2 separate regions of the Homo sapiens genome follow, and region 1 is linked to region 2. Evidence: read pairs that join two places in POLR2A ChIA-PET (ENCODE). Cell type or tissue: Panc1. All regions are shown on one strand. Each heading gives the region's core, and the rest is flanking DNA. Links, peaks and the distances in the headings are about the cores only.

The links. ChIA-PET counts read pairs that join two places held together with the same protein. Peaks named below come from ENCODE experiments on the same cell type or tissue, not always from the same donor. Only the 100,000 strongest peaks of a DNase experiment are listed, where the experiment ranks them.
Region 1: POLR2A ChIA-PET joins it to region 2 with 15 read pairs; 7 of 35 experiments call an interaction of 5 or more read pairs at or near these places.

What each region holds. Positions count from the first base shown.
Region 1 is chr12:121,919,743-121,922,643 of GRCh38, forward strand. CFAP251 (cilia and flagella associated protein 251) reads left to right here. Exons shown (of 22, transcript NM_144668.6): 2 at 1,544-1,941. The coding sequence starts at 1,564. Among named protein-coding and RNA genes, the nearest start is that of CFAP251, 2.6 kb to the left of the region's middle. In Panc1, for the core only: no CTCF peak of the experiment used is centred there; no DNase peak of the experiment used is centred there.
Region 2 is chr12:121,787,578-121,790,478 of GRCh38, forward strand. All of the region lies in intron 2 of RHOF (ras homolog family member F, filopodia associated), which reads right to left. It also overlaps a transcript of SETD1B not described here. Among named protein-coding and RNA genes, the nearest start is that of RHOF, 4.7 kb to the right of the region's middle. RefSeq lists enhancers at 1,683-2,399, 2,526-2,595, 2,676-2,875. In Panc1, for the core only: no CTCF peak of the experiment used is centred there; no DNase peak of the experiment used is centred there; H3K27ac peaks cover 928 bases.

The DNA.
Region 1 (2,901 bases), core at 297-2,796, 130 kb after region 2:
GCTAATATGTGGGTTATGCATTTTGCTGCCTGTGGGAATATAAATATATTTTAAATGAGTAAAAAGGCTACAAGGTGTTTATTCCCAGAAAGTTGACAGGCCCTGGATCAGTATTTTTAAGATCTGGGCCACAAATACATATACTTTAAGATTTCCCAGCTGCGCGTGATGGCTCACGCCTGTAATCCCAGCACTTTGGGAAGCCAAGGCGGGCGGATCACTTGAGGTCAGGAGTTTAAGACCAGACTGGCCAAAATGGTGAAACCCTGCCTCCATTGAAAAAATACAAAAATTAGCTGGGTGTGGTGGCAGACGCCTGTAATCCCAGCTGCTCGGGAGGCTGAGGCAGGAGAATAGCTTGAACCCTGGAGGCAGTAATTGCAGTGAGCCAAGATCGTGCCACTGCACTCCAGCCTGGGCAACAAGAACAAAACTCTGTCTCAAGAGAAAAAAAAAAAAAAGGTTTCCCACAAATGTGACTTTTTTTTTTTTTTTTTTTTTTTGAGAGAGGGTCTCGCTCTGTTGCCCAGGCTGGACTGCAGTGGCATGATCTTGGCTCGCTGCAACCTCCGCCTCCCAGATTCAAGCTATTCTCCTGCCTCGGCCTTCTGAGTAGCTCAGATTACAGGCACCACCACCACACCAGGCTTTTTGTATTTTTTTTTTTTTTTTGAGACGGAGTCTCGCTGTGTTGCCCAGGCTGGAGTGCAGTGGCACGATCTCGGCTCACTGCAAGCTCCGCCTCCCGGGTTCACACCATTCTCCTGCCTCAGCCTCCCGAGTAGCTGGGACTACAGGCGCCCACCGCCAAGCCCGGCTAATTTTTTGTATTTTTAGTAGAGACGGGGTTTCACCGTGTTAGCCAGGATGGTCTCGATCTCCTGACCTCGTGATCCACCCGCGTCAGCCTCCCAAAGTGCTGGGATTACAGGCGTGAGCCACCACGCCCGGCCAACTTTTTGTATTTTTAGTAGAGATGGGGTTTCACCATGTTGGCCAGGCTGGTCTCAAACTCCTGACCTCAACTGATCCTCCCGCCTCAGCCTCCCAAAGTGTTGGGATTACAGGCGTGAGCCACTGTGCCTGGCCAGAAATATGACATTCTTTTTTTGTTTTTATTTTTGAGACAGAACTTTGCTCTTGTTACCCAGGCTGGAGTGCAATGGTATGATCTTGGCTCACTGCAACCTCTGCCTCCCAGGTTCAAGCGATTCTCCTGCCTCAGCCTCCCAAGTAGCTGGGATTACAGGCGCCTGCCACCACACCCAGCTAATTTTTGTATTTTTAGTAGAAACGGGGTTTCATCATGTTGGCCAGGCTGGTCTCAAACTCCTGACCTCAGGTGATCCATCTGCATTGGCCTCCCATAGTGCTGGGATTACAGGCATGAGCCACCGTGCCTGGTCAGAAACATGACATTCTTTTTATTCCTATGGAAAGGGAACAGAGCCATTTATGCACATTTCATCAGTAGGTTAGTGCACTAGGAGATGGAAATGGGAAGCTGAGGGCCAGCTGGTTATTATGGTCAAAATCTCTCTAGAGGAAACTCTACAGAGAAGAATGTCAGATGCAGCAGAAGCTCCCCGAGAAGCAACAGGAGAAAATGGAGAAACAGAAATGAAAGAAGAGGAGGAACCTAATCCAAATTATAAAGAAGTAGAAGATCCACAACAGGAATCAAAAGATGACACAATAGCATGGAGAGAGTCTCAGGAGGAGGAGAGGAAAACGGGCGAGGAGGAAGGGGAGGAGGAGGGGAAGGAGGACAAAAAGATTGTCATGGAAGAAACTGAGGAAAAGGCTGGAGAAGTCCAAGAGAAGGAGGCTTCAGGAATACAGGAAGAAACCACAGTAGAGCCCCAAGAAGTCACAGCGTCCATGATCCGTTTGGAGACACAGATTACTGATTCCCAGTCAATCACATCAGGAATTTTCCCAGTAAGTAGTCATCTTAATTCATTCATCAATTCATTCAGAATCATTAGTTGAATGCTTAGTATAGGCCAGACTATGGGAACACAAAACCAAATAAGGTACAATCCATTCCTTTTTTTTTTTTTTTGAGACAGAGTCTCACTGTTGCCCAGGCTGGAGTGCAGGGGCACAATCTCAGCCTGCTGCAACCTCCGCCTCCTGGGTTCAAACTATTCTCCTGCCTCAGTCTCCTGAGTAGCTAAGATTACAGGCATCCACCACCACACCCAGCTAATGTTTTATATTTTCAGTAGAGATGGGGTTTCGGTCTTACCATGTTGGCCAGACTGGTCTCAAATGCATGATCTCAAATGATCTGCCCACCTTGGCCTCCCAAAGTGCTAGGATTACAGGCACACGCCACCACGCCCGGCCACAATCCATTCTTTTTTTTTTTTTTTTTTTGAGACAGAGTTTCACTCTTGTTGCCCAGGCTGGAGTGCAATGGCGTGATCTCGGCTCACTGCAACCTCTGCCTCCTGGGTTCAAGTGATTCTCCTGCCTCAGCCTCCCGAGTAGTGAGATTACAGGCGTCCGCCACCTCGCCTGGCTGATTTTTTTGTATTTTTAGTAGAGGCAGGCTGTCACTTATGTTGGCCAGGCTGGTCTCAAACTCTTGACCTCAGGTGATCCACCAGCTTTGGCCTCCCAAAGTGCTAGGAGCCCCTGCACCTGGCCACAATCCATTCTTTTAAGGAGCTCTAAGGTGTGTAGGGAGGCAGACCTATGAGTGCAGTGAGTGAAAGATGCACAGGAGATGAAACAGGGCCTCTTAACTCAGTTTGGAGGATGGCCAGGGAAAGCTTCCTGGAGGAGGTGTGTGCCACAGCTGAGGTGCTCGCCTTAGAATGGAGTCGGTATGATAATAGGAGTGTAGGCTTCCCACAGACTGCTCCCAGTAGGAGAACTTAGCTGTGGCCTAAG
Region 2 (2,901 bases), core at 293-2,792:
TTAATATCGACTCTCTTTCTCTCATATAAAAGTCATGGTCTAGACCGGGCGCTGTGGCGCATGCTTGTAATCCCAGCACTTTGGGAGGCTGAGGCGGGCGGATCGCTTGAGGTCAAGAGTTCAAGACCAGCCTGGGCAACATGGTGAAACGCTGTCTCTACTAAAAATACAAAAATTAGCCGGATGTGGTGGCATATGCCTGTAATCCCAGCTACTTGGGAGGCTGAGGCAGGGGAATCACTTGAGCTGGGGAGGTGGAGCAGAGATTGAACCACTACACTCCAGCCTGGGCAACAGAGTGAGACTCTGCCTCAAAAAAAAAAAAAAAAAAAGGGGGGGGGGGCGGGGTTTGCTCTGTTGCTCAGGCTGGAGTGCAGTGGTGTGATCATAGCTCACTCCAGCCTCAACCTCCTGGGCTCAAGCCATCCTCCTGCCTCAGCCTCCTGAGGAGCTGGGGCCGCAGGTGTGTACCACTGTGTTACATGCCAGGTCTAGCTCAAAGCCCTTCACCTGGATTAACTCATCTTTCCCCCAAAAGCCCTACAAGGTAGACACTATTGTTGGCCCCATTTTACAGGCTGAGAAACGGAAGCACAGAGAGCTGGAGTGACTTGCCCCAGGCCACACAGCTAAGGGGAAGCTTTGTAAATAACAGAGGACCTTACTGGAGTATTTTTTTTTCTTAGCCTACCCCAGAAAACAGGAAGGAATCCTCACCCTACTTGTCCCAGCCCTGACCAGGTGAGGAAAAATGTCAGCCCTCTCAAGAAAGAGGGCCTCTGGAAAGGGAGAGGCAGCCAGCTCCGACTCCAGCACCTCCTCCAGGTTGCCTTCCTGGCTTGACTCTGCCCAACCCAGCTTTCCCTAGAATTCAGTGTGGGCCTTTGGGGCGTGGGGGTGGTGGGGGGACCAGGCCTGCAGAGGACTACTTCCGTGTGCACCAACCCCATGCCCACTTGGGGATGGGGGAGCGTACTATTAATAAATACCTTCTCTCATATGAGTCAGGAGGGTCAGGTTCCATTCACTCATGCACATTCTGGGCAGGACTGTTCAGGGCAGCCTCCACATCTCGAATTGACGCCCACATTTCCCTCTCTGGGTGTCAATTTCCTTATCTGGGAGAGGGGGTGATAACAGTGATAACCCTCCCCCTAATCTGGAAGGTGAAAGCCCAGGAGAAGGGAGGCAATGCTTAGAGCGGGAGCAGTGCAGGGGCAGGGGTGGAGTGGGGGGCAGTGCCGGGAGGCAGGAGGACTGCTATTGTGGTTACTGTTGAAACTTCCAGGAGAAGTTAATAGCCTGGCATGGTGGGTGGTCAGAACCCCAGAATCTTTGGACCCAGAAGCTTCAGGGGCCTCCCAGCCACCAGGTGATACCATTACCCTCCACATTCTACCTAAAATGATACCAGGGCTGAAAGGGTCCATGTCACCTGCCCGTAGTCACAGAGGGGGCCCATCCAGCCTCTGCAGATGGGCTTAGAGGTTAAAACAGCCCAGGTAGACCAGGCGTGGTGGCTCACACCTGTAATCCCAGCACTTTGGGAGGCTGACATGGGAGGATCACTTGAGCCCAAGAGGCTGTGGCTGCAATGAGTTATGATCATGCTATGGCACTCCAGCCTGGGTGACAGAGCGAGACCCTGTCTCTAACCATTCCCCACCTCAAAAAAAAACCCAGGAATTACATGCAAAGGATGCACGTGCTTCTGGTGAGGAAGTCTCTAGGCCTGGGCTCCCCCTAGAGCCGCCCATCGTCCTGACGTGCACTCAGGCGGTGCGGCAGGGCTGGGCGGAAGGGAGGCTCATGCCGCACACAGGGCTATTTTCTTGGTGGGATGAGGCTTTGCCAAGGAAGTCCTGCTTCCAGGGACAGGGGTCTCTAAGGCCCAGAGCAGAGTTGAGGAAAAAAGACCTCAAATCTGCAGGAGGACACACAGGGCGGGTGGACCCCAGCTCCAGCTGCGGCGTTGGTCAGGGAGGGGTACTGGCAGCATGAGAAGTGAAGCTGCCAGAAGAGGAACCCACTTTTACTCACTCTGCTGGGGGCCGCCCACCTGTGCTTTCCCAGGGAGACAGGGGCTGGGCAGCCCCAGCTGGGAGTTGAGACCACCTTCTGGGTGACCCCAGCCTTGTCTCAGCCCAGGCCTCCGGTGCTTCTGGGGCTCACAACACACATCTGTCCCTGGTTCCTTGTCTTAGCAAATCCTACTCCATTGCCTAACAATTTTCTTTCTGTTCCCATCTCAGGCTGAAAAGGGGACCACCGCTCCCCGGGCAACCCCTATCCCATCCTGTGCCCCTCTAACCCTGGACCCCACACCTTGGCCCTGATGAGCTCACTCTCCCGTCTGTGTCTTCACAGCCCACCTCACCCCGCCTCCCCCGGCCCAGGAAACTTCAGACTTCACCGCAGCTTCCTGCCTCAGAGGATGTCAGGGCCCCGGTGAGGCCGACAGAGCAGTGAGTGCCATGGCCCCCGCCCCTTCCCTTCTGAGCCCTGCGAGCCCCGTCACCCGATCTGCCCTCCCTCCGCTGTGGTGTCTGTAACTACTTCCTCAGGAGGGAGACAGCCACACGGGCCTTCCACGAGGGCCCCTGTGGGCAGCGTCCGGCCCCTGCCCAGGACCAGCGTTTGGTCCTGGGTGTGGAGAAATTCAGCCTCTGAGAGCCACCCCTGTCTCACAGCTCTGGTGGCCACCAGTCGGGAAGATGCCCCTTCCGCCACTGTGTGTGGCCCATTGGGTTCTAGAACTTTCTACAACTACGTTTACTAGACTCATTTCTGGCTTGGCCATTCCCTCACCCTCTTGGCCTTTGCCTCTCTCTACGTGGCCGCCTGGCCATGGCTTTCTGTCCTGTTCTCCTGAGAGCCGTCCACCTGCAGGCCGAGATGAAT